Regions from separate parts of the Mus musculus genome. Here region 2 is linked to region 1. A link is a loop called in an ENCODE intact Hi-C map of the cell type or tissue named here. Cell type or tissue: left cerebral cortex. All regions are shown on one strand. Each heading gives the region's core, and the rest is flanking DNA. Links, peaks and the distances in the headings are about the cores only.

What was found. A loop is a pair of places that touch in the nucleus more often than their neighbours do. Peaks named below come from ENCODE experiments on the same cell type or tissue, not always from the same donor. Only the 100,000 strongest peaks of a DNase experiment are listed, where the experiment ranks them.
Region 2: it touches region 1 in a loop (2.8-fold over the local background); 4 of 42 quality-filtered maps call a loop at or near these places.

What each region holds. Positions count from the first base shown.
Region 1 is chr1:24,242,620-24,258,434 of GRCm38, reverse strand. It overlaps Col9a1 (collagen, type IX, alpha 1), which reads right to left. Exons shown (of 38, transcript NM_007740.3): 37 at 14,000-14,077; 38 at 5,697-6,758. The coding sequence ends at 6,574. Col19a1 (collagen, type XIX, alpha 1) reads left to right here. Exons shown (of 51, transcript NM_007733.2): 51 at 1-752. Among named protein-coding and RNA genes, the nearest start is that of Col9a1, 73 kb to the right of the region's middle. In left cerebral cortex, for the core only: a CTCF peak has its summit at 9,098 (motif pointing right); a DNase peak (open chromatin) is centred at 9,142.
Region 2 is chr1:24,177,817-24,193,631 of GRCm38, reverse strand. Col9a1 (collagen, type IX, alpha 1) reads right to left here. Exons shown (of 38, transcript NM_007740.3): 1 at 15,764-15,815; 2 at 15,300-15,373; 3 at 14,271-14,348; 4 at 14,025-14,157; 5 at 8,198-8,594. The coding sequence starts at 15,777. Among named protein-coding and RNA genes, the nearest start is that of Col9a1, 8.1 kb to the right of the region's middle. In left cerebral cortex, for the core only: no CTCF peak of the experiment used is centred there; a DNase peak (open chromatin) is centred at 8,460.

The sequences.
Region 1 (15,815 bases), core at 4,999-12,998:
TAATGTTTAAGGATTGCAATATTGGTTTAACCAGCATGAAATATAAAGTATTCTGACTGACAGACAGAAGACAATCACCCAGTCGCATCAGTGAATTTGTATGCTCAGACTGCAAAATGATTTCCACATTCCTTAACCAACCTGTTGGCTATTTGGAGTGAGAATTAAATCATACCGCCTTGGGAGCACTGAGCAGAAATAAGCCAGAAATTTGCTCTTGATTAATACGTTAGTGTCTAAGCAACTTTAATTACCTACACATTCCCCTCTTGGCAAGTTCTCAGGTGGACACTATCCAACTTTTAAAACTACATAAAAGCTGTGGAGATCTCTGCTTTGCTAGGGGTGTATATGAGGTCTGCCTGTATTCAGCAGCTGTCTTTCGCAGAGAGGGTTCACTAGGCAAAACTTGTTTGCTAGTTTTTCGTCAGGAATTGGTGCATCTGTAAGTTGTTTAATTTAACTGAAATTTACCATAGATTGTTCTTATCATTTGGAATGTGCGAGTTTCGCATAAGCTTCTGTAAGTGGCTGTTCCCAACACTACTTACTGTCTCTGTGGAGCTTGTTATACAGCCTAGATACGCATCAGGTTTCTGTAACAGGTGGGTGAACTGATATTTGGATTTTTTTAATTTCTTACAAATATGACTTTATAGAACTGAAGAACATGTTTAATTACATAATTTTTCTTTTTCTGTATTTGATTATGTCACTGCAATTAAAATAAAAGCACTTTGATGCAAAGATCATTTCTTTTCCTGATTTGGTATGTGTCATAACTCTTTTCTAGAAAGTATACACCGTTTTGACCTGATGTGCCACAAAGAGCCATAACAGATGCCTCCATTTCTAAACTCTGTCTTCCAAACAGGGAAAAGGACATCCTTTTAATCTAGATACGGAGCACTGATCTACATAGCCAAGATGGGACCTTTCTCTTTAAGAAGCACAGAGCTACATGCTAAAAAGCAATGTAAAGAAATCCCATATATATTTCATACTTGATTTAACCAAACAATTCCTATATAAAATATTCACATGAAAATCATTTGATATAAGCATATCATTTGAGCTTAACTCTTCTTTGATCTGAGATCCATAAGCTAAGTGAGGGCCTATTGGCATCTGTGTGGGACAAGTTTGGCATGTCCACTGGGAAATAAGAAGTATATTAGGCCTGGTTGATAGTTCAAGTTCATGTTGATGGCATAGCAAGCCAATCTGTTTATGCAAACAATGATGAGATGCTAAAGAAGTCATTGTTAAGAATATACACCTTTAATCCTAGCACTTGGGAGGCAGAGGCAGGCAGATTTCTGAGTTCAAGGCCAGCCTGGTCTACAAAGTGAATTCTAGGACAGCCAGGGCTATACAGGGAAACCCTGTCTCGAAAAAAGAAAAAGAAAAGAAGAGGAAGAAGAAGAAGAAGAAGAAGAAGAAGAAGAAGAAGAAGAAGAAGAAGAAGAAGAAGAAGAAGAAGAAGAAGAAGAGGAGGAGGAGGAGGAGGAGGAGGAGGAGGAGGAGGAGGAGGAGGAGGAGGAGGAGGAGGAAGAAGAAGAAGAAGAAGAAGAAGAAGAAGAAGAAGAAGAAGAAGAAGAAAGAAGAAGAAGAAGAAGAAGAAGAAGAAGAAGAAGAAGAAGAAGAAGAAGAAGAAGAAGAAGAAGAAGAAGAAGAATATAGCTTTCTTAGGACTAATGAGATGGCTCAGAGGTTAAAAGCATTGGCTGCTTGCTCTTCCAGCGGTCCTGAGTTCAGTTCCCAACAACCACATGGTGGCTCACAACCATCTATAAAGGGATCTGATGCCCTCTTCTGGCCTATGACTATATATGCAGCAGCACTCATACATTAAATAAATAAATTATATATAATATATACATAGATATCATATATAAAGGTTTTAAAAGAGAAAGAAAAATATAGTCTTCTTAAAAGGAAGAGGTGGGCTTTAGTACAATAATATTGGGGTAACCTCATTTCCTCAGTGGACAGATCATTCAGACAGAAAGTTTGCAAAACAAAACTGTCTGAACTGAATGACATTGGACCCAACAGACATTTATAGAACATTCAACTGAGATGCAGAACAAAAGATATTGCTCCGTTTTTTAAGCTGGAGTGTTCTCACTGTGCTTTGTGTTTGGTTTTACATGGACAGCCTTTGTCAGGCATACAATGACATATCCACCCTCATTACTTCCTCCCTTTAGTCCTCTCCATTCTCTGCCTGCTTATATGCTTGTATACTGTCTCACTCTTGTCTTCTTGTCATATGTATATACCCATATGAATATATTTAAATTAATTCATGTACCTATGAAGAGTTCTAGGACCCATAAGAGCGAAAACATTGTATTTTTATTTCTGCATCTTATTTACATCAGTTAATAGGATGACCTCCTGTTCTGTCCATTTTCCAGGAAATGACATCATTGAGTTCTTTATAGATCAATAAAACTCCATTGTGTGTGTGTGTGTGTGTGTGTATGTGTGTGTATCTCACATTACACCTTTTCTTTATTTCTTCACTTGTTTGTGGACAGTCAGATTCCATACTTTAGCTGTGAATATAGCTGCTTATCAAACAAGGATATGTAGGTATCTCTGTGGTACGTTGACATAGACTCCTTTGGGTATGTATCCAGAAGTATGATGCTGGGTCATATGGTTGTTCTATGTTTAGGTTTTAGAGACACCACTATACTGAATTCCACAGTGGATAAACTAATTTATATTCGTATCAACAGTATATAAGAGTTCACCCTTCCCCCACATCCTGGCTAGAATTTGCTGCTGGGTTGTTGTTATTGTTATTTAATAACTTGGAGGAGATCGAATTTTCATGTAGTTAATTTGCATTTTCCTGACTATTAAAGTTGTTTAACATTCTTCATGTTTTTTTTTAATTCTTTGGGAATTGTGTACAATGTATTTTCAATATATTCACCTCCCCTCTCCCAAGCCCACCCTACTCACCCAACTTTTTGTCTGCTGTTTTTAAAAACCCAACAAACCCAATCTGTGCTACCTGTATATTGAGTTTATGGCCATCCACTGGAACATGGTCAACCTGCCAGGAACCACTCCCTCAGAGAAGTCTGACTCTCCCTCTCTCATAGCTCTTCAGTTAGGGGTAGGATTCTAGTGCCCACATCCCTTCTCCATGTTGGTTTCTCTAAGTTGAACTTGCCCGGGCCTTGTGTATGCCAATCGCAACAGCTGGGTTCATATGTGTGGCTGCTGTTGTGCCTAGACAAATATTTCATTCTAGTCACCCACTGCTTCTGGCACTTAGCATATGTCTGTCCTCTCTTCTGCAATGGTCCCTTGAGTGTTTATGGTCATCTTTTGAGATGAGATTGCTCCTGACCACGCAAGTGCTTTACCACTGTTTACATAAACATGTTGTCTTTCTATTCTATTCATATCTCAAAATATCTTTTGAAAACAGTCGATTCATTTCATCAGTATGTTGATTGATTGATTGATTGATTATCAGTTAGTTGGTTGACTGACTGGGTTTTTTTGATATTTAGTTATTTGAGTTCTTTATATATTCTAGCTATTAATCTTCTGCCGATTATATAGCTGGCAAAGATTTTGCCCCTATGCTGTAGGCTATCTTTTTACTGTGGTGATTGTTGCCTTTGCTACTCAAAAGCTTTCTTAATTTCATGTAACTCAATTTGTCAATTCTTGACCTTATTTCTTTACCTATTGCAGTTCCTATTAGGTAGTCTTCCTATACTCCTATCTCTTGTAGTCTTTTTACTATACTGTATTTGAGCAGTTTTAAATTTTCAGCTCTAAACCTATTTCATGTATTCTAATTTGATTTTGGCACATTTTCAGAGAGAGGAACCTCACTTTATCCTCCAGCACATGGCTAGACATTTTTTCCAGTACTATTCACTAAAAAGGCTCACTTTTGACCAGTGGGTGCTTTGATGCTTTGGGCATCTTTGTCAAAGAAAGACACAAGAGTGTCTGGGTTGAATTCTGTGTCTTTTGCTGTATCCCATTGACATGTGTGCTGTTTTGTGCCAGTACCATGCCAACTATGTTATGTCCTTCTCTAGAGTAAGGCGAAGTCAGGCAGGGACTGAGGTGCCCCCAGCATTACTCTTCTTGCTTGGAATTACTTTAAATACTCATATTCCTCGTGGATGCATGTAAACTTTAAGATTTTTTTCCTAGTCCTAGGAAGGATGCTACTGGAGTTTTTTATGGGATCGCCCTGTATATACGACTCAGTTCTGGTTTTGCAAACCTTTTGGAAAGGTTTCCCATTTTCTGGTGTACCTTCACTTTTTCTTTAGTGTCTTGGCATTTTCATTGTAAATGGCTTTCACACCTTTGATTAGGATTAATCCTAAGTGTTTAAAAATATTTTGAAGCTATAGGGAAAGATTGTTTTCCTAAGTTTTTCCTCAGTGTGTTCATTATCAGTGTGTTAGAAAGCAACTTACTTTGTATTCTGCTGCTTTTCTGAAGGTATTCATTAGTTCTAGGAATTTTCTTATGGACTCTCTTGAGTTTATTATGCATAAAATTGTATTACCTACAAGTAGGGGTGATTTTATTTTTTTACATTTCTATTTGTATGTGCAAATTGTTTCTCCAATAAGTGAATGAGATCTAGGGTGTATAGGAAAGTCAACTGAACATCAAAAGTATCCAATTTAGAAATTGTCAAAGAATACAGGTACTTCTCAAAAGATGTCAAGATATCTGAATAGCCAATGGGGGCATGAAAACAAAACTGCAATGCCAGCCATGGCTAGGGAATGTGAAAACGAGTGACAATCCAACTCCACTTTGATGGCTATCATAAAAGACAAAAATAGCAAACACTAGCAAGTATTAGAGAGAAGAAAAGTTCCCTAAAAGTCATTATGAAAAACATTGCGGAGACTCAAAAAATTTTAAACATATATATGTGTGAGCGCGCGCGCGTGCATGTGTGTGTGTGTGTGTGTGTGTGTGTGTGTGTGTGTGTATAAATGTTCCATGTCTATTTCAGCACTATGAAACAACATACGTGCCCTTTGGTGAAGGATCAACAAAGAAAGGAACAGCGGTCACTAGAGAGTCAGGGTGTGGGGAACAGGAGACAGACTAGGAAGTGTAATACAGGGGCACAAAGCCCAGACTGGAGGGATTGCCAACAGCCCCTCTTTGACAGATGATGACAACTACTGGCTACCCTCTATACTGGAAGCCAGCTCTGATGAATTTCAAAATAGTTAAACTACATAGTTCTGAACACATAGAATAATAATTGAAGAAATGGAAATGTGTATTGTCATGATTTAACTAATATACACATGTTCTTAACTACCATAATGTAACTCTAAACTATCTACATTTTTTTAAAGAACTGTTTCGTAAATTTTTTTTTGAAAATGGTGAGAGGTAGGTTATTTTTGCATCCGTGAGGTTGCAAGGAGGCACTACATCCTCTGAAATGAAAGTGTGGTTCCTAATCTAGAGACCAAGAAAAACCAGGTTTACGGCACTCCAAGGACTCTCTGAAATAGTGTACAAAGTGCACATGCATATGCACTTGTGTGTTTGCCCGTGGAAAATGGGTTCATAGTCTTCATTAGAATTTCAACGAAATCCATTAAGTCTCTCAATACACACACACATGCACATTCACACATACACAGTCATAGAATAACTCTGTGGACCAGTGGGAACTCTTCAGATTTCTTCAGATAGAATAAACCAGTAAAATAAATACATTTTTAGAAGTAGCAGTAAGTCAAAATTTTAATGACTCTAAACCAGTTCAATTAACATGTAACCACATTTAACATGACTACTTATTTTAGAACACACAAAAGACTAGGAAACCGTGTTTATTTTTTCTTTGGTACAACCAGACATGTTACCTCAAACTTTTAAAATAAATAATGTCAGCCACAAAACATATGTGTGTCAGGGTATTACTTCTTTGCTTTCACGTGGATTTTAGAATACAAATGGGATTGGATGCAGTACACACTATTCACAAATTCATAGTAAATATCAAAACCACCATGCGATGTATAGAGACCACTTTTGGGACACAGCCCTGATGAAGATTTTAAGCACCAATTTTATTGAATGTAGTGGGGTCTGTTCCTTAGTATCCTAGCAATACTTGATATAACTGAATGAATAATCTGAGATCAATATCTTAATTGAAATAAAAATAATGACAGCAACTGAGGTAATGTGAACAGCTTGTTGTTGTTGTTGTTGTTGGCACAGTGACCCACAACACATCATATATCCATTCATAGCACACTAAAATTCAAACTCCTGGGAAGAGGATATATAAATTTGGCTAAAGAGAAATTGAATTTGACTCTTGTCTGTTGACTCTCCTACCTTCCTTCCATGGACAAGGAACAAGACTTACTGAATAGCACCAGTTGCTCTAAATCTGATTGTCAAGTAGCACTTATGTAATGATGTCAGAGGTGAAACCTTTGAGGCTTTGCCCCAGTTTTGGTATCGTTTCTCCCCCCACACTCTGCTAACAGGTGTGCTTTGTGCAGGGAGCCTACAACGCTACGGATTTCACTTGTCCGGCCCTTTGCTAAATGCTCTTTGACCAGACTGCAGGGTGCAAGAGGCTGGCTCACAGAACCCAGGAGGGCCTGGAGGACCTGGGGGTCCAGGCACACCAGGAATTCCTGCCACTCCCGGGGGACCTTGCTCTCCGTCACGGCCATTTTTCCCATAGCTGGCAGGGCCTGGGTCACCTGAAACAGATAAAAAGCCCACACATGTGAACAAGCTATTGACTAGCATAAGACAGTAGACCCTCACAACCTAGCACTGTGCAAGCAAGATGCTTAGCAAATGCCTTTGGAGGTGACCCGTGATGAGAGGAGAAAACCCGTTAGTGAATGTGGCTTTCACAGCAATCAAAGGCAGAAAGTGATTTCAGTGTGTGTCTTCCATATTTGCATCATGGTGCCCTCTAACCATCTATGTCTACTGAATACTGAAATGTGACTGGCCCAAACTGAGGTGAACTGTAAGCATAAAATAAAGCTGGAATTGGAAGGTCTAGCAAGCAAAAAATATAAGGTGTTTTATTCACAAATTTAGGCTTATTACCTGGTATGGTAGTATTTTGAACCTTGTGAGTTAAATAAACTGCACAGGCATCCCTCAGTGTACAGTGTGATTATGTCAAGAACATAGTTAAGTCAAAAATCATCCAACCTGCCAAGCATCAGGACTTAGCAGCCCAGCACACCACAGAGAAACCAACTCTTTCCATTTGCGGGTGCATGGCCAACTCTGTGCTTCCTGGCATTAGGGGAAAACATCATATCATGTATTGCTAACCCCATAAAAAGATCAAAATTCAGAATTTCTAAGTTAAGTTTCTACCAAATGTGTCTCCTTTCGTGTCATCATAAAGTGGGAAAATCCAAGGTTAACTATATTAAGTCAGTGACTAGCTATTTTATTCAAGCTAATTTCACCTGACTCTGCACCTTGCCTACTGAAGATTCAAAGTCACGGGTGCTGTGCTGGTTTTGTGACTCACACTGTCTTTCTCATGAGCAGAGATGCGAACAGCCTCCCCAATTTCTTACAGTGATCCATATACAGACAAAGTTGACCATGGCTAAGAAGTTAAAAACACTCAACCAATTATGAACCACTAGAATCAGGAAAAAAGAAAGCAAGCCTCTATGGTTCTTCATCAATAAAATGGAATGTTTGCGTTTGTCACCATTAAGTTCTGTCCATTAAATGGGGACGGTCTCAACTACTAGTTATTATTTATTGGTGTCTGGTAGGGCTCACACCATGCTCCCTACAAAATTTCATAATCTCACCCCAATGTGACTTTCACCACAGTGAGTTCCTTTCAGATATGTGTGTTCTGTCACGTGTGCTCCATAGGCCACACATTGTGAGACACAGCAGGACAATGAGGAGCTCTGTTGCTTGTGTCCCTTTGCATCAATAGTGCTTCGTTCTATTACTAAGAAAACAGTGTAAAAGCAACTGCGTTCACTTGGGCAATCTCCTAATAGGGAGTCTTAGCCGCTCGAGAAGCCAAAAGCCAAATCTTCATATCCAATTACATGTTATAGGTGGAGGTACTCCCATTCCCCCCCCCCATCCCAGGGTTTTCAGTCTTTTTCCTATTTTAGTGTTCTAATTACATACATCTTAATGTAATGAGCTGGACACATTAAATGGTATTATTGTTATATAGCTCACATATTTTGAAATTAAGGTAGGTGAGGGAACCTATTTTTCAGACATCTCATTCTTCTGTGGGTCTTACATCACACCCTCCACAAAGCAGGGTCAGAGGGCAAACCATTTGCAAGGTTTAAGAGAGGATAGTTATCTTTGAATGTATGCATCTCAAGGCTGCTGTTGAGCAACAATGTGGTATTCCCAATAAATTATCCCGTAGGCTCTTATCCAACTATCAGTTGCGATGAAGGAGGTGGTCATCCATTTCCTCCAATGGGAGAGGGGCTTTCCTTCATCCCCGGCACTTACAGGTAAGGCTGTCACAACAGCTCCTGTAGCAGAGAGTTCTACATCACCTGACACTAGAGACAGTTAACAGTTAACTGGATTTCTTTTTTAGTTTTAAAAATAGGCCACATCTAATTGCATGTTAAAGGCGGTTTTCATGCACTTTGCCAATAAGAATGTCCTGCTGAGATATGTCAAATCTGTCTTAAAATCAAACCAAGACCAGGAGAAAATGACTATGCTCACAAAAGGAGTCAAAGACAATGGGGGCTAGACAGGTAGCATAGATTAGGTCAACCTCAGCCCACAGGCCAAACTGTATTTACACATATTTATATATAAATAGCTGTATTAGAACACGGACATGCTAATTTGTCTGCATACTATTTGTATCTGTTTCAGGAAGGCAGAAGACCAGGATCTGAAGAGCCCTCACTATGCCTTGACCACCCTGTGGGTCTTTTAACTACACTAACTACCTAGTGACTACACAGCTTCCTGAAATATCAGTGACCCCACTGCCAGAAAGTTTTCATGATTTTAAGAATTTAAAAGAATGTGAATACCATTCTCCATGTGGACACTAGAGGGCAGGCATGCTACACTGATGTAAGCAGAGCCTTTTCCCCTAACACTTGACAGAATGAAACAACAGTGCATACACAGGCATGATGGAGAAAGACATGCAAATAATTGTCTGTGTTAAATAGGCGATCTGGTGATACATGCAATGACTATTTAATTGTTGGGATTGTTCCCCAAAGATACACACACACACACAAAGCTTACTTGTGTGGTATTTCACGAGATTCTTCAGTTAATTTATTCCTTTCTCTAGTGGGTTTGTATGCACAGGGAAGTCAGGATTTATTATTACATATTTTTCCTTGAAATGCTGTGAGTGCTGAGTTACTGGTCACACGTGGGCAGTTCAGTGGCAGCAGGCATGCAGGGATGTCCCTTAATGAGATGACCTAGCTGAGCAGCATTAGCTAGCTCTGGTGAGAAAAGGAAGAGGGAGGGAATTCAAGGCCCGGGGGTTGTTTATAAGATCTGCACAGCTCTGGGAGAGAGGCAGATTAATAAGCTAGAGATATGCCTTCATCACGTAACTATGGTGACAGGGACAAACTAGTCACACTGGACAACCTGTCGTTTTGTCAATTTCATGAACCTAGACTCGAGAAACATAAATATTTCCCTCTACCACTTAGAATCAGAGATACCTCCGTCAGGATGTGTGACCTGAGCCAGTCTGCCTAGGCTCACATATAAAGAAAGAGTCAATCACAGCACAATCACCTGAATTCTCAGTGTGAGGCTTAGCCAGGCCCTGCTCTATGGCTTTAACGTGTGTCAGCATGAGTAGAAATCCTCCTAGAATAGCCCATAAGAGTGTGTGGTTCTGACTGCTATTCCACAAAAAGGAACTGAGAGCAGCAGTCACTGGAAATAAGGAAGAGAAAGGACCACAAGTCCTAGGAGCCTGTACCCAGGACCACAGCCCTTACATAGCTGCCCCTCCTACCTAGTTCAAGTGTAACAAACTACGCAGCATATGTCTGCTTTTAAGTAACAATACACTATAGCCAAAATGATAATCACCGTTACACGAATGACCTATGGTCTATAATAAGCAATGTCATAGTAACATCCCAGAACATGCAATAGCTAACCGTGAACAAACTGAGACATGCTGCTGTGAAAGGAGACAGGGGGCAAAAAATGACACAGAAACAAAACAGGGATCCTAGGAACTGACCGATAATGAAGGTACATGTTACAGATTTAACTTTTTAGGTATGTTAGTTTTACACAAACAATGACGAAATGATCTTCTTCTACTCCGTAGGATTTAAATCCAGAATTCAACAATGGGGACAAGCAAGAAGTGTTCTTTGAATGGAGACCATCACAGAAAACCACAACTGCACACACCACAGAGATCAAATGATCATGGAAACCCGGGCCCCAATGGATATATCTACATCACAACCCCTGAATCTATGGCTCAGGGAACATGGAAGACAGGACAAAGATAAAAAGAGCAGAAAGGCTGTTAGAGCCAGAACTCCAGGAAATGTGCTCTGAAACAATGTCTTCTGGAAATGGCTACGTAAACAAGACAAGGATAACAATAACAATGAACATCCTAATGTGGACTGGGGAAAGTTCTACCTACCCCAGGTAGTTTGTCCCGGGTCCCACCCCAGGACAAAGAACTACAGGCAACTAACGCTGGCTGGGAATTACCCTCTCCCCAGGATCAGCCCCATAGCCTGTCTAAAGCAGACCGGTTGTTCCTTAAACCCAAGGTATACCAACAATGGACTCAGCTGGTTAATTAACATGTACATACACATACATGCATATGTGTGCGTGTATAAGAATATTAATCAAAGAAAAATGGGAAAGTACCCAAGGAGCTAAAGGGATCTGCAATCCTATAGGTGGAACAACATTATGAACTAACCAGTACCCCAGAGCTCTTGACTCTAGCTGCATATGTATCAAAAGATGGCCTAGTCAGCCATCAGTGGAAAGAGAGGCCCAATGGATTTGCAAACTTTATATGCCCCAGTACAGGGGAACGCCAGGGCCAAAAAGTGGGAGTGGGTGGGTAGGGGAGTTGGGGGGAGGGTATGGGGGACTTTTGGGATAGCATTGGAAATGTAAATGAGGAAAATACCTAATTTAAAAAATGAAAAAGAAAAAGAAAAAGAAAAATGGGTTATCAATGAGAGCCAGGAGGACATGAGAGAAATTAGATGGGGGGGGGGGGGACATCTAGGGAGGTTGGAGGGAGGAAAAGGGAAAAATGATGTAATTCAAATTAAATTAAAAACATTTTAAAAATCAAATTTAAAAACTGTAAGAGAGAAGCAATGTAACTATATCTAAATTAAAATGTGTTAAATGTTTTTTAAAAAATTTTAAAAGTAAAGCTTTAAAATGGAGTGGGTATTTCTTTCGGTAAGATGTGTATTTACCTAGAAGCCTCCAAACAGGTTCCTGTACCGAACCTCCAGGTTGAGGCTTCCTCCGGGTCACGAAGTTTTATTAGCATTATGTAAGTACCACATAGCCCACGGTCTAAGTCCTATTGGGACATTTGTTTTTTAAAGTTCATCCTCTTGGTGGACAATTAGCTGGTGAAATGACCATAGTGACCCGTTCTCTACAGGACCGGCACAGAGTCGCAGCAGAGTCATGGAAGAGAGGGGCAGCGCCTCGGAGGCCGGGCTAATTGCGAACAAGTTTGCCCATTACGGCAGATTAAGAGCAGCAGGAGAAAAGGCTGCCAGGGTAACTTTGTGCTTTGCCCTTAGCATCCCAAATCAATGTCAAAAGCAAAACCAAACTAATAGACAACCCTCCTTGGCCACTGTTACGCTCACAAACTGCCCTAAACACTCTACAGGACTGCTTCTTTTTTAATTCTCAGGTTTATACCATCAGAATGATATCCCCGCTATTTCGTAAATACTGGACTGAAGGCCAGAGAGAAACTAAGTAGCCCAATGTCATAAGGTTAGGAAGTGGCGGTGGCCCGATTTGAACCCGGGCTTTCTGGATTGTCGGGCCTGTGCTTTAAGGGACAAATTAAGGGCTTGATCAGCAATTTTTGTCAGGCACCTGTCTGATTCAATTAGCCAAATGTATTCACAGTGCAGAGAAAAGGGTGTGAACCTGGCTGAACAACACAGCCCTGAACAGGCCCCCTGGGGAGTAAAGAGACCCAGTAGTGTACGAAACAGAGAGAGCCATTCATCCGCAGGGCCTCCCTCTCCTCTCACTGTGATTTGGAAGCTTAGCCTGTAATTTTGAAAAATAATCCGAAGCTCAAAGTTCACCAAATGATGCCATTATTCCATCAGTATAACAAAGAAAGCAAAGCTGCGGGTAGATAGAAACGGAAACGAGTGAGAATCAGTGTGAGACAAATGGAAGCAAAGGAGAAATGGCCCGTGTAAGGAGAGAGCAGTGGGTAGAAAGCAAAGGCCGTACTGGGAAAGGAAGGGCATCAATCAAAGGAAAGAGGGCGGGTCTTAACTCAAGCCCCACCCACCCCGGGATGCCCACTGTTATAGGAAGGAATAATCCTGGTGAGAACCATTCTCTTTTCTAAACATCTGTCAAATGTACCCAGATTTTCATTATGTGCTAAAATCTTCTTTTGATCATTTGAAGTCCAGCTAGGTTTTCTATTTTTCTGATCACACAAAAATATTAAATTATAACAATATCTCGACAGGTCCACAGATCCCAATTTCAGAATGACAGTGTTTGAGTTCTCTCCAAATGTAGTCCTCCTCCCAAATTGAAATAAGAAAGCAATCCCCAAGAGCAATGAAATAGATAATTGAAAAGTAAGGATTATTTTATTTGGGGCCATAATTATATAATTATGCCATGATTAAATATTTAACCTCTGGCAGAATTATAAAATGGTAATTTCTTCTCCTAAATTTCCCTAGACTAAAATTTCCAAGTTCACGATTGAAACAAAAAACACCTTACTTTCTTGACATTCTCTATGGCCTCTTTGTCCTTAATTGTCCCAGTTAGAGTCAACTGGAGTCCCCAACACTCCCTTACACCCCCACAGCCATAGTCTTAGCCACCATGAAGGGGCAGCTTGCACATCCCACCTACCACTGAGCTACCCAGCCTTCAGCCACATACTGCTACTTCCTCAGCGGACGAGTATGTTTCTGGCCAGACCCCAGCAACAAGTCAGTCGTCGAATAAAGAGGACACAGAATGCCCAGTGAGAGGACCCGGCTCCTTACAGAAGCCCCTCTGTCACTGAGCCCACACAGCTGTGATCTCCGCCTGTGTGGAGCGCTTTGCGGCTGTGAGACAAATTCCCTCAATGTTTGTTTGGGGCAGCGTGGATTTTGGGAAGGTCTGGGTATTTGAAAGAAGAGCTTTTAAAATGAAATTTCAGTTACTCCTTGTAGCACATGCGTGACTGAAAACTTGGATTCCTTTTATAGCTGCTATGGATTTTTGTAAAAAGTCTGGGCTAGGGTTGTAATTTGGTACCATGTGCCGTGTCCCAGCTTTGATCCCCAGAACCACAAACTAATAATAATGGTTACTAATTATAATGAAATAACAAGAAATGATCACCTAGGCTACGCATGGCTCTAATTTTACTCATTGAAATTTTTATAACAAGTGGTGTGACTGGACCTAGGTACTCTTTTCCTTAAAGCATAGCTTTAAGCGCTTAATATTTCAAGCCTTGACTTCTAGCTGCTCACAATGAATACACTTGATTTACAAATCATTTAACTCTCCATCAAAGCCAATTCATAAGCCCATGATAAACTTAAGTGACTGAGCAATGCTTCCTTCCAAAAAACAACAACAACAAAAAACAAACAAACAAACAAACAAAAAACACTATTCAGCTTACACTCAACACTTGACCCCATTTCTTCCTCCCCTCCCCCATTCTACAGCAGAACCCACTTACCTGGGAGACCTATCGCTCCAGGCAAACCCTTAGGACCTCTTCCTGGAGGACCACGTTCTCCTTTTTCTCCCAAGTCTCCTGCATTACAATAAACAAATGTTACGCTTATATATATCAATATATATATATATACATATATATATATATACATAAAGTTCTGTGTTTTAAACTTTGAAGAAAACACAAACCCATGAAATTGCTGGAAGATAGATTGTAATAAGTACACAGCCAGCACAAAATCATATCCACAGACCCACGAAGAAGGAAAAAAAATCAAGCCATTGATCTGTGCACACTGAAATGACATTTCCCAAAACTGGATGTGCATTTCCCATAAAACACTCAATAAGGTGAGAGCCAATGACTCCTTCCTCAACTCCATCAAGTCTATCTCAGCCTGGGAGCATCGCCCTAGACAGTGGCTCTGCCCCAGGAAGAGCAAGAATATTCTCTATACACCATTTGCTTTGAGGGATTAAAACCATTTCTATCTTCGGTTAACAGTAGCACATATCCTTTGTTTTGTTTTGTCTTGTCTTGTCTTGTCTTGTCTTGTCTTGTCTTGTCTTGTCTTGTTTGTTTTGTTTTGTTTTGTTTCGAGACAGGGTTTCTCTGTATAGCCCTGGCTGTCCTGGAACTCACTCTGTAGACCAGGCTGGCCTCGAACTCAGAAGTCCGCCTGCCTCTGCCTCCCAAGTGCTGAGATTAAAGGTGTGCGCCACCACTGCCTGGCTAGGAGTACATATCTTAAAAGACAAGAATCAATTTTTAAAAAACCTACTGCAAACAATAGGTGAATTCATTAATCTAGCAGAATACAAAATTAATAAACAGAAATCAGGTGGCCTCATACATAGAAGTAGCTACCAGTTATGAGACATGGCCAAGAAGTACTACATACAGTAGTAATTAAAATGCTAAACAACCATATGTGGTCTCAATGGAAATATACAAGTAAAACATGGAAGAAGCTGAGCCTTCTTGGTGATACCAAGACTTGAAAAAATGTTCTGAATTAAGATAACATTCCAATAAGTAGTTGTCATCTCTCCCTAAGCTAAATATTGATTACAATCCCAGTTTTAAGCACACTGGAATAACCACAAACTTCATCCAAATAAAGTAGCATGAAGGAATTAATCCTACCAGTTATCAACCCTGTTATGATGGTGTAGTACTTACCCATGAGGCAAAAAGGCCAAATAGGTCCAAATATGCATAAGACATTGGTTTATCACAAAGGTGGCATCTTGTATCTTAATATTTATTTTATCATGTTCTATATGTGTTTCTGTGTGTATGCATGTGCACATGTGAGGGGGCTGCCTGCAAACACCAGAAGACTGCATGGAATCTCTTGGAACTGGAGTTTCAGATGCATATGATCTTCCTGTTGTGGGTGCTGCAAATTGAGCAAGAGCAGCTAGTGCTCGTGACGTCCGAGCTGTCTATCTAGCCCCCAGTCCTAAAGTGAGAAATGTTTAGCAAGTCATCAAATGTTGAGGAGAAGTGAGAAAAATATAGAACTGTATATTGCTAAGGAAAGTGAGACAATAGCAATCAAATTACAAGTGGAAGTTCCGGGAATTCTACTTCCAGAAATTCATTCTCAGAACAATCAAAAATTTTGGAAGGAAGATGGAATTAGAAGTAGAAAGGAAGTCTGTGTTGATATTTTGTATCAAGATGAAATAGTCGGCTGCTGTGGGCCCTGAAGACTAGAAACAAAGGGAACATCAAAGGGAAACAGTCAGTGAGGTTCTACCACAGAAGAGACTATAACACAGCTCGGGAACATCACCAGCAGCTCTTTGGA
Region 2 (15,815 bases), core at 3,995-11,994, 64 kb after region 1:
TGCTGCAGACACCTCTAGAATTGGCAGTGGTTAGAAAGTGGAAGCTGAGACACAGCAAAGCAAAATTCTTTGTTTCCAATAAACGCAGGGAGAGTCACGGCAAAAGTGAATGTCTCTCTTATAAAGAGAAGGGGGAAACAAGAAGTCACATAAAATAAAAACCATGAGCTGCTATCAGGGCATAGTTTAAGATGGAAAATTATCTATAGGCTGTGGAGCACTGTGCTGTGCTGACTTTACAATAGAACACAGACATCCCTAACAGATTCGCCCAGCTACACAGCCTCTTAGAGCTAAATCACTTCAGCCAAACACTCTTTTTACCAGTGTTGTCTTGTTTACTGGGAAGAAAAGAACTGTTTGAGTTTTATTTTAAATTGCAGTAGAAGTTTTAAAAGGAAGATGGAAAATGGAATAGAAATAAATTTTTACTTAATGATACTGGAATACATGTCACCTAAGGCTGGTGATCAATAAAGTGAGACAAGGAAGCCAACTCATTCCAGCAGGTCACATAGCTAGGAAAGGCAGAGGATTTCTAAATTTTCCTAATTAATAATTTGTCTACTATACCTCCCAACATTTCTGAAAAATGCACACTATTTCCATAGTGTGTCATATTTCTGAGACAGGTAACCAATGCATTTGTCAACTGAGCATCTATGTTAAAGACGGATAGAAAAGAAAAGGAGAAATTACAACCTGGTACACTCACTCCTACTGTTTTCTAGAACCTCCCAAGCCAGATTAAGAAACTTCCATTAGGATTCAAAACTATCCCCATCTTGTGTGCTCACTATAGAAACACACCCAGGAACATCCCCTAAAAGTCGACAGCTATGTCTCTACGCAGTCACAGACTCACGTGTGCAACAAAACAGCACATGGAAAAGAGAATTATCGTTCCTTTTCCCCCAAAGACTTTAACCATATAAGAACTTAACCAGACTCTAAAAAGATATATTCCTTGTCTTAGTCAGGGTTTCTATTCCTGCACAAACATCATGACCAAGAAGCAGTTGGGGAGGAAAGGGTTTATTCAGCTTACACTTCCACATTGCTGTTCATCACTAAAGGAAGTCAGGACTAGAACTCAGGCAAGTCAGGAAGCAGGAGCTGATGCAGAGGCCATGGAGGGATGTTCCTTACTGGCTTGCTTCCCCTGGCTTACTCAGCCTGCTCTCTTATAGAACCAAGACTACCAGCCCAGAGATGGCACCATCCACAAGGGGCCTTTCCCCCTTGATCACTGAGAAAATGCCTTACAGTTGGATCTCATGGAGGCATTTCCTCAACTGAAGCTCCTTTCTCTGTGATAACTCTAGCTGTGTCAAGTTGACACAAAACTAGCCAGTACATTCCTCATTCCCAATCTTCAAATTAGAAGAGAACTCAACTCAATTTTATTCACTAAATCTTGTGTGAACTGGTGGTTCAAACTAGGTATTCACTATGGGTGCATGAAATTTCCGTTTTGAAAAGTGATTCACCCTGATAAGCATCAATTATATGGCTATCCAGGAAACCTAAATCCTTTGTTTAGATAGTTCATCAAAGTTACTTATTACAAATGTGAAGTACTTCATTAAGCTGTCATCTCAAAAAAAAATGTAATGCTTTCTGAATAAATTGGTGCATCTGATTAAATATGCAGAAAATGCAATTGTGGCACCGAAAAATGGGAAAGTGAAATGTATTTCATCTGTGAATACAAGCTGGGCTGTTCAAGGGCTGCCACATAGATCAAGGGTTTCTGAACACATCTGCGTATTCCCATAAACACCACCTACACACTAATAATCATCTATACAACAACCATTTTGGGGCATGCAATGTGAATTTCAATTTGCATGCTAATTATTTTGAAGGAAGATTGGCAGAGTGCGTTTGTAAAAGTCACTTTCGTTATACAGCTAAAATGCTGATTTCCATGCTTCTCATTTTCATACCTGGGATCCTTTTTGCTATTTAAATATTCACTGATAAAATATACGTGACAAATATTTTAATTTAGTGCTTCAGTCAACATGTTCCAAAAAAAAAAAATCGCAAGATAAAGCAAGCACTGCAGAAATGGTCTATGAAAGCCAGGTTGTCCCCTCTCCACAAACAGTTCACAGTCTGTAAGGGGAGAAAAATGTGAGCAGAAAAACAAAACCCTCTAAAGATCTACTAAGCAGAGCATAATGCTTAATAGAACATAAGAGGACACGCCATCTTTTCTAGCTCCTTCTCTCAAGGAGAAAGGAGTGTTGTGAGTGGGAAGTCCTCAGATCTGTCCAGATCTGGCCATCTCTACAAACCTTAATCCAACTTCATTTCTGAAGCCAGGTTAAGGCTCAGGAAATGATGCTAGTGTTTTGACCCAGATTCCAACACTCTTATCTTTGTTTTGCTGGGCCATTGAGAAAGATTAAGTATTTTAACTCATCTCCAGATGACTTAGAATTGTAAAAGTTTTGATTTTGATGAACTGAAATATTTTTACAATTTGGTAGTATTGAGCACCTACGCTAATTTTTGCTAACAAGCATGAACCTTCACTAAGTTGTCTAGTCAGTGACAAATAGGGTTTTTAGGGGGGTTCACTTATTTCTTTTTTTTTATAGTTTTTATGACCAGTAAAAAGTAAGAATACTTTTTTCATCCAGTCAATAACAACAACAACGACAAAATACAGAGGTCTCAGATCTTATCCTGATTTGCCACTTTTGATGAGTTGTCATCAAGAAATCTCTCCAGATGACACTTGCTGGGAACGGAACAGGAAGCTCTGCACTGCCTCAGAAACAAGAGAAAGTGGCCAACGCGGAGTTGGCACAGTGAGAACATATTCGTTTATTAAATTGGGTACTTGAAGATAAATATTAGGGGCACAAAAATATTAATAAAGACCACATATGTGCTTTAAAAATGCATTTAGCAAGAAACACTAAAGCACTCGAAATGGTAACAAGTTTTTCTAGCTAAAGCCATCATGTAACATGAATATGTGAATGAGTCCAAATAGCAATTGATATTTTCACACAGAGAGATGAGAGGATATAGAGCGTTCTATAGAGCGGGAAGGGAACAAACACAAGGGTTAGACCTGGGCAGAGAGGGACCCACATTAGCTGGGGCAGAGTACACAGCAGAGGTTTTCTCAGTATTGACTCAGGAATTTCAAAACTTTGAGTGTGACCATCAACGGTTTTCCTTCTGTGGATAGATATGGTAAGAAGTGGACAGAATTAGAAGCTCGTTTCGTGAAGATTCAGTTAAACATGCATGCCTGATACTTCAGGGAGGGGGCTATTATAGGAGGCTTCAAGAAGTATTGCGTGTTGAGCTATGACGATGCGTTCTGCGGTATCTGCCTGAACGAAATTAAATTCCTCTCCTCCATCCGCAACCTCTCCTGCTGCTGTTCTGTTTTCTACTCCTCTTTATCCAGAACTCAAAACAGTGTCTGTACTCAGTCTCCAATTGCTCCCCTCACTTTCTCTTTCGTCCTTTCCAACTGAGTTTTCATTCCAACGGGCCATGGGTCTTTGATTCACTCACTGGTCTCTGGGACCGACAGTCAACCATCAGTTGACCTATCCAGCCTTTGACACAACACTTGTTACATCCACATTAAAGAAGTCTTTCTTCTCAACTCTTCAGGCCCTACCTCCCAAGTGAGCCTTCAGCACCACACTTAGGACTTGACTTCGTGACTTTCATAATACATAAACCTTCTCAACTTCCATAGTTCAGTTCCTAGATGATCCTCCCCCTTAAACTCCAAGAGCTCACACCTAATTGCCCGGCCAGCATCTTTCCTTAGGTGCCTAATGGTGTGCTCTCTGCAACCTCATCAGCTATTTCTCTTTTCCTCTTCTAGTCATCCTGCTTTGCAAGGGACCCTCAAATATCAGGCAATACCAATACCTCTCCTTTGTCCTCCATGTTCTCTCTTCCTGGCATCTTCCTCTCTAAGATCTCTCCAGGCTCAGTTCCTTCAGGCTGTCTCAGAAGTGTTTACTTCTGAATGAGTCCCACTTCATTTTCCCTGGTAACATTTATGATTTCCCAGGATACTGCTAACTATTCAGCTGCTCCCCAGAATGTAAACTCCGTTTGGGCATTAACCTTTGTGTTTCTTGGTTGTCTAAAATATGCCTGTAACTTAGAAACAGCTGTTGACTTAATGACAGAACACAAGAACTACACACTGCTTAAACCACTAAAACCATAACTTCTTAACACTTCTCAAATATCAGAAATGCTTATCATGACATCCAAACTTATTTTCCCAGGTTATTGTGCATGATATGTGATATTCACATTTGTAGGTTAACGCGACTCCATGCTACAAAGTAAAGAAGAAGACAGATAGCTCTTCCACCCACAATTCTGCCAGCTCTGGCACTTTTCTCTGAATTTGATGAAAAGAAATCAGAGCAAGGCATCAGAGATACACTCCTCAAGGCATCAAATCTGTCATGTTCTACGTTGATTTATTGAGGGAGCGCACAGGTAAAGAGAAGAAGGATTTGAGTTATATATGGAGAAAGTCACTTAAACTTTCATCCTCCCTCAAACAAGCCCTAACTCCCAGCATGCATCCTTAAAAGGGGAGAAAGGCTAACTTTGTTTTCTAATAGAGCTGTACCAAATAAGTCTCCTAGGTGATCAGGCTGACAACAAACATTAAAGAAGCTGTCATAAAATAACATGCTTGCATGGTAAGCTGCCAAGAAACCACGCTTTGCAGGGGGATAAATGGCATCCTAAAATACAGGCATGAGGAGAATGAGAAACTAGAAATGTATTGCCTGAAAATCGGAAGTAACAAACTTAAAAGACGTGCAAAGGGAAAAAATACGAAATGCTCCAAGCCCAGTAAATAACTATAAATGATGAGAATGTGTTTGAGTTGTGGACCACATGAGCACCCATGAAAGCTTCTTGGAATTGGTTTCTTTTTCCAATTTAGAAAGGAAGAAACACAAGATAGGATAAATGGGAAAAGGCACAGACGGCCACAGTGTGAGTCTTTTTGCACTAGTGATCCATCAAATGCCTAGGCTCCATTTTTATTATGCAATTCTTATACCTACTTCTGATGGCTGATAATGCCTGCAGAAAGGACATTTTGATTTTGGTTTACTTACTAAAGAACAGCAAGTGTTGACCCTGAAACAAATATCTCATCAATAGAAAGTGTGGAAGATTAGAATTAACCCAATCATATTCAGAAAATACTTTTAAAAAAAGTGTATTAATCCAGTCATAGTCAGAAAATACTTTTTTAAAATGTGCATCCAAGCCGGGCGTGGTGGCGCACGCCTTTAATCCCAGCACTTGGGAGGCAGAGGCAGGCGGATTTCTGAGTTCAAGTCCAGCCTGGTCTACAGAGCGAGCCCCAGGACAGCCAGGACTACACAGAGAAACCCTGTCTCAAAAAACCAAAAAAAAAAAAAAAAAAAAAAAAAAAAAAAAGTGCATCCATTTCTGTTTTCAGACTATTTCATGTTTTTTTTTTTTTAACTTAAAAACTCTTAGAAAGTGACACAGAGAATCTGCTGTCTTCAAACTGAGGAACAGGTTTCCCATTAGTATGGCTTTCCTGCTGCTCATGATATATGCATATCAGTAGCCATTATCCTTTAAGACCTAGGTGGTGGAAGGCTTCAGTAATTCTGAACAAATTCAGTGTTTTTAGGCAAATTGATGAAAGCCCCAAGAAGAAAAGCTATGAAGTAAAAACAGGGTCTAGGGCAAAGCGTGGGCACTGGAACTTTGAACTTTCAACTTTGAAAGAATTGTACATGCCTATGCACGATCCTTTTAACACTAGTGTCAACATAATGACTTAGAAAAGCTCCTGAGGGGCTGGTGAGATGGCTCAGTGGGTAAGAGCACCCGACTGCTCTTCCGAAGGTCCAGAGTTCAAATCCCAGCAACCACATGGTGGCTCACAATCATCTGTAACGAGATCTGACTCCCTCTTCTGGTGTGTCTGAAGACAGCTACAGTGTACTTACATGTAATAATAAATAAATCTTAAAAAAAAAAAAAAAAAAGAAAGAAAGAAAGAAAAGAAACGCTCCTGAGAAGCACAGTGTAAAACCAGATGCTAGATTCTCAGCTCCATCCCTACACAATAAAAAGGCACAAACATGTCTGCATTGTGCTGTGGGGCTGGCTTATCAGAACATCTATAACCAGCTACTGCACATATAATAAAGTAATATTGAGAGTTTGTCTCTCTGGAACCAAAAAACAATTTAAAGGCATATTCGCTAGCACCCAGAAAGCAGAATTATATGATCTTGAAGGGGTTTTAAGGTCAATGAATCCCGTTTTCAAACAACTGACACTGAGCACATTTTCAAGGCGCTAAGAACTCCTCTCCCTCACCCCCGTCCGGAAATGTCACTGGCGTTGCAGAGGCTGTGTTCTCCGAAAACCACTCCAGGGTCATTGCCAAGTTCCTGCTGCACAGAATTTGAGCATTTCACAACAATGGCCACATTGGCTTTCTAACCCAGCCGCTTGAAGTGCCATGACTCATTAGACGAAGAAATATTTTTCTGGAGAGTCTACAAGCCAGAGCAGTAATGTGGCAGCTACAAAATGCTTTCTGCCTATCACCGAATATCGAAATTTCACACCAACTTTCACACTAATCATAACTCTTCCTGTCAAAACAAGTTATTTGAACAATTCCATTACTGAGGTCCCTGATAACACCCCCCCCCCAGAAGTCCACAGGGACAATTCAAAACCACTGTATCACCCTTGCCACCATCTGTGACCTAGGTTTTGTGACTAGAATGTTAGAGTTCCATACGGCCAGAGAGACGGATTAACATCAACAGTTTGTTTATACTGAATTTTATCCCCTTCTGTTTCCTTAAAAGAATCCTTGCCCTTTAAGGTTGTATTTTTAAATTACTGTCCAAACGTTACAAAATATTCTTAAAGAGTTGCTAGAAGGTACTACTTGATACAATAGTGGTGTCATTATAAAATTCTTTACTTCCATATCAGTGGTTTTCTACAGTGAAATAATTAATAGAGCTTTAAAAATCTTTACTTCAGTCGGGAGAGATTGTTCGGTGCTTAAATGCCTGGGCTTTTGCTGAGGACGGAAGTCGGGTCCCCAACACCCACATCAAGTGTCTCACAAGCATCTGTAAGTCTAGCACAGGGGAATCCAGTGTCCTCTTCTGGTCTCCAAGGACACTACCCTCATGTTCACAGACAAAAATATGCAAAATTAAAAATAAAAATTGTTTTGACAATTATTTTCTTCTATCCTATGTCACAAAGCCTATTTCTAAATAAATCCATATCACACCACCTATATAATTTTATTCTTGCTCATCCAAGGCCATATGACTCCCCAGCCTTACTCCTTACCATCTTCAGCTCTAACCCTTCACCCACCTCCCACAAACACTCCATTTACATGCACACATGTTACTGAAATCAACTAGTCTCTAGACGGTTGAATACACCCTAACTACTCCTTCAGTCATCTTTTATACAATTTTCCCTTCTTTTGCCAATTCAAATTCTTCCCTTTCAAAATTTATTGCTTCCAAAATCATGGACTCCTTGACTAACTGTATTCATGATTGATCTCGAATCTTACTTTAAAATTTATAATTAATTGTAAATACATGATATGTGCGTTACTAGTGCAGGTTTCCTTGTAAGTTGTCTCAATGACTTATGGATGCCCCAGGTGGGTGTACATCACCTTCCAAGTTGGCCTTGACTTTAATATTTTCTGCTTAACTAAAATTCTGTGTTCCACACAGCACTCAAAACTGCCAGTAAAAGCTTTTGGAATGAGTGATATATTTAATAAACTTTACAAAGTGAGTAACTACCCACTGTATGCACTATACCCATTGTATACACTATATCCATTGTATATACTATATCCATTGTATACAATATAGTCATTGCACACACTATATCCATTGTATACACTATATCCATTGTATACACTATATCCATTGTATACACTATATCCATTGTATACACTATATCCATTGTATACACTATATCCATTGTATACACTATATCCATTGTATACACTATATTCATTGTATACACTATAGCTGATGGTCAAAGATGTCTTGGGCGCTCACCTTTAGCCATGCAGGTTTGTTTCAATTACTATTGTGGTGATACCTTGTGATTTTATACTTACAGGAACAGAAACCTGAGGATTGTCCACAAGTTTTCCCAGCACTGCAAAGCCATCCGCATCAATCTGGCCTCTTGGCTTTATAGGTAAAGATTCGATCCTGATGCAGTCAATAAAAAGAGTGGCGCTTGTTCTTTCCACGCCAATCATGAGCTTATGCCACCGGGAGTCAAACAAGGACGGCAAATTCAAGAAGGCAGCCGTTTGGAGACTCCCATCCAGTCCCTTGTATGAAAATGCGACAGACTTTGTTTGGCCATTTATCTTCACGCCAACTTGCTCTCTCCCTGCGGAATCCTGGATCTGCCAAATGTTCCAGTGCTTTTCAAGTGTGCTTCCAGTCATCCGGAAAGTAGTTAAAAAGGAATATTCTTCAGGCAGTCCACTGGGATACAAATGCCTGAGAAGAGTTTGAAAATAATAAATATAAACCTTGTTTTCTGTGCTTATACATATTTACCATTTTTCTGTGTGTGTGCTTTTTTGAATTCTAGTCCTGCGGAAAGGCTACAGTGTGAAAGAAACTATGCAGCATTTCTTCTTGATGGCATCTTATGTGAACCTTCCCAGGTCAGTCATTCATATACATTAAATTTCCACCTTAAAATTTAAATACACATCTTAAAAACACCTCCCTTATAGCTAGTGAAGGTTATCAACAATATTACCATGTATTCTACTCAAAAAGCCACCATTCAGCAATGCCATCTCAGCCAAAAAACCACACTCTTGCAAAGTTCTGGGCAACATTTCCTTCAAAAAAATGAAAGACGATATTATTTAAGGTCTAAATTGACTCTGCTAGCTTATGAAAACCATTTAATTAAAGTAGGTTTTAATTTTTTTACATATGTTAAAATTATTTGCTATTTCGATAATTGCAAGTCTACTCTCAAGAATTGTATTCTAGACCCACAGAAACATTTTGAAAATTGGTAACCAGCTACAGCAAATGGATGTAAGGGCTTCCTCCCACTAAGAACGCCTTTCTCGAGGATTTGGGAGTAGGACAGTGAGGCAGCAGCTGGTTGTTTTGTGTTTGTTACTGGATGTATGTATAAGGAGCAATGCAAACCAACTCCTCCTTCTCCACTCCAACTCCATCATGCTTCAATCTACCAAGTAAGGTTTATGGTGTTGCGACCTCTTCACTGCATTAAATGGAAGCTCAAACCAGCAGAGTCCCTAAGACGATCCTTATTTATAGAGCACTGCCTTAGCTATCTGCCCTTATCTGTAGATCTTGTCTTAAAGCAAGTCCTTAGGGAATGTCAGCTTTCAAAGTCTTCGAAGTTATTTCTTTACGTCTTCTTTTAAATATAGGAAATTTCCTCAACAAGAAAGACATGCCAGGAAAACTTAAGTGGCAGTGAGATGTGTTTGCTAAGTAAGAAAACTGACAAGGGGGCGTTAAGACCCAGAGTTCCAGACCACCTTCCTTCAGGGCAAACTTTTGAATTTAGTTCCCTTCTTACAAACAATGAAGAAAAGGGAGACAAGAAGAAAGATCCCAATGGGTACTGATTTCAGAGATGGCATTTAGGGAATTGAAGCATCATATATACACACACTTATACACACACACTTTTGTAAATGTATACAGAAGTTCTTTAAAAAAAACAAGGGGAAAAAAACTACCTAAAGCTTTCCACAATAGAACTACCCACATCACTCCAGATATTTGTTTTAAATATACTTCTAATTTCTAAATTGGTTTGTCACACTTCTTTTGATTTTATGGGGTTTTTTTTAATTCCAAAATAATCTCTAAAAAAGAAACTAAAATTCTCCTTTATAGATGTACTCATTTGGAATACTCATAGAATACATCATTCTTAATGCACTGTCACAGCAAGAGTATCTTGTGTGTATCTTTCTCTCCACACATAAGAAGATTATATGTACTTGTATACAGATGTAACTATGACTAATATGTTAATAATCTTTTAGAGTAGACAGTATGTTAATAGGATAACAAAGGAAAGTGCCTCATTGTTCATATGAATAAAATATACATATTTGTGTGTACCAAAGACTGTTAAATATCTCTGAAACCTAATCCACAGGACGGGTAGCCTTATGATTATTAAACACCTAAGATTCCATTCTTGAAAATATGTTATGCCTATCAATAAGCAAACCTAAGTGCATACATAATTTAAAAGAAGTTGTGTCTATAAATGATTTATTGCATCCCAACCTTCATGAAGTAACTTAAGTGGAGAACTATATGGGTTTGAATAAAAGATTCAAAAGTCTTTGAACCTTGAAATATTTGTTTATGACCTTAATACTAGAAAGCTAGGGTCTGTGTTGCAAAACAAAGCAAGCATGACACATTTGTAAATGGTAGTTAAGAAAGGGTAGCTATAAATGGGCAGTGGTAGTGCACACCTTTAATCCCAGCATTTGGGAGGCAGAGGCAGGCAGATTTCTGAGTTCGAGGCCAGCCTGGTCTACAAAGTGAGTTCCAGGACAGCCAGGCCTATACAGAGAAACCCTGTCTCAAAAACAAAAACAAAAACAAAAACAAAAAAATCAAAAAACAAAAAAACAAAAACAAAACAAAACAAAACAAAAGAGAAAGAGTAGCTATTATGCCTTTTAAAAAGAGTAAAGGGAACCATAACCATGTCTCTTAGTTCTTCATAGCTATGAAGATAAATAGGTAAAAACTGAGATTATCTAGCATTAGTTTTTTGTAGCCTATTTTTCTCCCATGAAGATTCTATGCCTTTTTTCACTGCCATGGGGTTGGATTCTCCAGTACAAAAAGACTCATTAAAAACCAAATTTTTCTGTTCTGTGAGAATGAGTCCAACCCTTCCTTCCTTCCTTCCTTGTCATCTAGCTTCTGTGTGAGTCACTTAAAAGGAAGGAACCCAACTCCATATTATGTATGGGCCACATTTTCACTATCTATTCCTCAGAAGGACATTTCCAAACACACAACTGTTTCCCTTTCCTGGCCATTGTGAGCAGTGCGGCCCCAAACACTGATGAACAAGAGTCTGCCCTTCGGACGTATACTGAGGGGTGGTACAGCTGCATCATACAGCAGATCTATTCTTGGTTTGTTTAAGACAAAATGGAGTCATGAAAGTTCCAGGTAAATTATGGAACTAGACAATAGTGTGAGTGAGGTGACCCAGACCCAGAAAAACTAAGGCCTTGGGCTCTTATTTCTGAATCTCTAGATGTGAGGCGATAACCTCGAATACCCACAGGAACCAGAAAAGTAAGAAGGGACTATGGTGATGGAGAGGAAAGAAGGGTCTCCTGAGAGAGGAAGATGGCATAATACGGGTGATATGAAGAGAAGCTAGGAAAAACTTGGAGGATATCTGTGAAGAGAGATAGAATAATACAGTGGAAAGGACAAACTAACACTAAAGATGCTTTACAAAACCATAGAGAATCACATTATAGAAAATCATATTACATTATTTTTACTTACAATTACATAAAATATACCTACATAAAACTGGGAATAGTTCTACCTCATTTACCCAGCTATACATATACCCAAAAGATGCTCTACCATCCCACAAAGACACTTGCTCAACGATGTTCATAGCAGCTTGCATCGTAATAGCCAGAAACTGGAAACAACCTAGATAGCCCTCCACTGAAGAATGGATAAAGAAAATGTGGCACATCTGCAAAAAGAAATACTATACAGCTATTAAAAACAAAGACATCATGAATTTTTTTTCAGGCAAATAGATGGATCTTGAGACCACCATCCTAAGTGAGGTAACCCAGTCCCAAAATGACATACACAGCATTTACTTGCTTATAAGTCAATATTAGCCATAAAATACAGGCTACCCATGCTACACTCCACAGACCCAAAGAAGCTAAGCAAGAAGGAAGGCACAGTAAGGATGCTTGAATTTCACTTAGAAAGAGGAATAAGGGCTGGAGAGATGGCTCATCGGTTAAGAGCACCGACTGCTCTTCCAGAGATCCTGAGTTCAATTGCCAGCAACCACATGGTGACTCACAACCATCTGTAATGGGATCTGATGCCCTCTTCTGGTGTGTCTGAAGAGAGCAATGGTGTACTCATATACATAAAATAAATAAATAGTATTTTTTTTTAAAAAGAGGAATAAAATAGTCATAGGAGGCAGATGGAGGGAAGGAATTAGTGCCAGTCATGAGAAACTGCCTTTGAGACATTGGCTGGGGCGGGGGGGGGGGGGGGCAGTCAAGAGACTTTCTAGGCAATATAGCTATTGTCAATGTTCTCAGTTTCATTCACGAATTTGAAGACAGTCTCTATGGCTGAAGACACCACCCACTGTAGACATGGAACTTGGAGGCCTTAAGCTGTGTCTGACCTAGAAGCCTACTCCCTGAGGAAAGCTCTTGCAGTATTCCAACGCGCTATGCAAGCTGCTTTCGAGTCAATAGTCTGCATAGCTGTGATGCCTATGGACCACAATGGCCAGCATGGCGAAATACTTCATAAGGGAAATAATGGCACTATATATTGGTGGCAACCAATTACCATTTAATTGGATTTAATGCCTGCTTAATAGGGGGGAATTTATGCCTGGTCTGTAACCCTAGCCAGGCATCCATGGCTGGTGAGGTCATGGAACCTGGAGGAGAACTTAATATTGACACTTCCCCAAACCAGAACACTTTCTAACTGTGTTCAAAATACACATCCTTCTCCCCACAGATGACTACAGCTCTCATTCCTCAGCAAAGAGACCATAACAGAAAATCACAACTAGTCACAATGCAAAAAAACTGGCTGTGGAGTACGGAAAAAAAAATGGATGTCTACAGTGCAACCCTACATGGAAGGTTCACCAGGACTCACGGGAGAAAGGCTGGGAACATTCTACAAGCCAGAGGGCCAGGATAACTACAAAGAGATGTGACTTCTAAATGACAAGAAAGCTGCACCCACAACATCTCAGCAATATGGTTGACTAAACAAGACCAATGACAGCACCAGTTGACATGCCAGTGTGAGTAAGAGAAATCTCACAAGGCCTCGCGCTAGATGAAGAGCTAAAGACATTTAATTAGGGAGAGAGGGAGAACAAACGTTTCTCAAGGATGAGTTTGCTAACTGGCTACCAAGTAGCAAGCGCGCGCGCGCGTGTGTGTGTGTGTGTGTGTGTGTGTGTGTGTGTACATAACAATTAAAGAATAAGAGGATATGAATTTGAGAGGGAGCAGGGAAGGAACAGGATGAGTTGGTAGAAGAAGCAAAGGAAAATGGTGTAAAAAAAAAAAGCAATTCTCTTTAAAATAAAAATTTTAAATTAAATAGAAAGAATTCATTAAGGAGAAGGCTTGTTTTGTTTGGCGCCATCCAGGAGCTAAGACCGCATGTGTGGTTCTCTTTCAGCACCAGGATACTTGAACAGCTCCACTGAGCCTTCAAACCACACTGCAGCTTTGAGTTAAATTTATGTTTCACTTCTGGTGGTGCTCACAGAGAGTCCTTTCAGTAAAAAACCAGACAAATTACAGGAACACAGAAGGCACAATTCTAAGAACATGTCCTGAATTAATGTATGATAGTCTCAGAGGTGTTTTTATTCCTGAAATGGAACATGATTGATAGGTGAACACATTCTTTTTGGTTTTCTTTTTTATTTTATTTTAGCAATTCTGGTGATTTAACTCATTTGTTAATGCATTGGATATAAGTGACCTACCACTGAGCTGTCCTCCAAGGCCTTTATCTTAAAATAAATTAATCCAAGAAATACAGTTTAAAAAAAAAACTTTAACATTGAATAGCTGTAAACATTGATAAACGCACTTAAGGAAGGTAATTAGAGTCTTTCTGAAAGGTTACCTTGTTGGAATCCTGAAGTCTACATTACTTCCCAGCTTGTAAGCCACTTGTAAGGCTGTGGATCCCACCACCCTCTGGATAGTCCTTCGAGATGCAGCCTTCTCAATTTGGAACTGAGAAATCAGGTCAAACCCTACAGAAAGGGAAAGAGAAAGGAAAAGTTGGAAATGAGCCTGGTTCTTTCCTTTTTCAGAATAAACTCTATCTGGAAAGCTTGCGTTTCCAGTATGATGCAGTGCTACTTGCCTGGTAAGTCATCTTGGCCAATCCTGATCTTGGGACACAGTTCACTTCCACCATTAGAAATGGAATTGGCAGGAAATCCTGCAAAAGCAATACTGTCTCATCCAATGCATCCACTACAAGAGGACGATCATTAATATAATATTAGATAACATTAAAATAGTATTAATAACCAAGCAACTGCTTAAAACACAAAGTTATACAAGCTTACTTATAAGCCATTTATTTATTTATCTTGAACTCTACGCCTGAATGGTCAGAACCCATTCATCTTCAGCTTCTCCAGGAAGGGATGCAAGGCATGGAACTAGAGAGCTGATTTATGATGGAGGAATGTTCCTGCCTAGAGCAGTTGGGGATTTGTTCCATTTAGAACCAGAGCTGCACAGTGTCCTGGATGGCATGGGGTCAGAAGCCTGTTTGGAAAACTTCTGGTGGTTTGGGCTAGAAATATTCCTTAAATACCACCATCTCTAAATCTACAATGGCATTACGGAATCAGCCTTGGGCCAGTGCGATGGGGCTCCCAGACAAGTGCAGTTCTTGGGGAATTGTCACCATCAGAGAAGAGATTGTATAACTGCCAGACCCTCTCCTGCCTTGATCTGACTCTTAGACATATCACACACACACACACACACACACACACACACACACACAGCTTCAGTACATAGATGAGTTTTGCCCTACCCATTAAAGTACATCAAATATTTTCTTTTTATCCTCCTGACCCCAGTCCTTTGGGGAAATCCATTTATCCACCCATCCATACATCCATTGTAGTCCCACAATATTTATCATTCACCATCTGAAAGAAACACCATGTTCAGCCCTAGAAAAGGCACAGCTATCCTTCCTGCCTACCAGCTTACAGTTGAGACTCCCTTTCTAGGCTCGACATTGAGCATAGAACCAACCATCCAAACATCCCCCCAATGCAAATCCAAGAGGGAAGGCATGAAGGACCGTTGGAAGCACCGTCTTCACTCAGCCACAGCCCTGCCTCATCACCCCATAAACCATGGCTCTTACTTGCACGACGCTTAAGAGTTGCGGATACCCAGGGTCCCAGACAACTGCACACACAGAAGAAAACTGAGATTTTCCTGAAGAAAAGAGAGAGAAATGACCCAAACAGGAACCTCTTCAGATGGAACTAGTTTCATATTTTTAAACCTGCCAAATCTGGCTGACAGAGACAACCAAATCCCAAGGCATACTCCTGCCTTTATTTCCATTTTGAAAGCTCACCTAGGAACTCTGCGAATAAACACATTTCTGGCTTGGTTTCACACTATCTCACCTCCTACACTCCCCTTGACTCTGCTTTCTTTTATCTTTGTTTTTTGCCTCTTCTCTTTGAATTTCAGATGTTTACGCACTACCTATACAATCTCACCTGTCTCTCCCCTTGGTTCTCACTGTCTCTCACCTCCCCTTATGCTACCAATACTGCAAAAATCCTCACCCGGCTCCCTCCAGAGGCATGGGCTTACCAGAAGTTCTTCATTTTCCCAGTGGGTTCTCTGTGGTTTATAAGAGTCACCG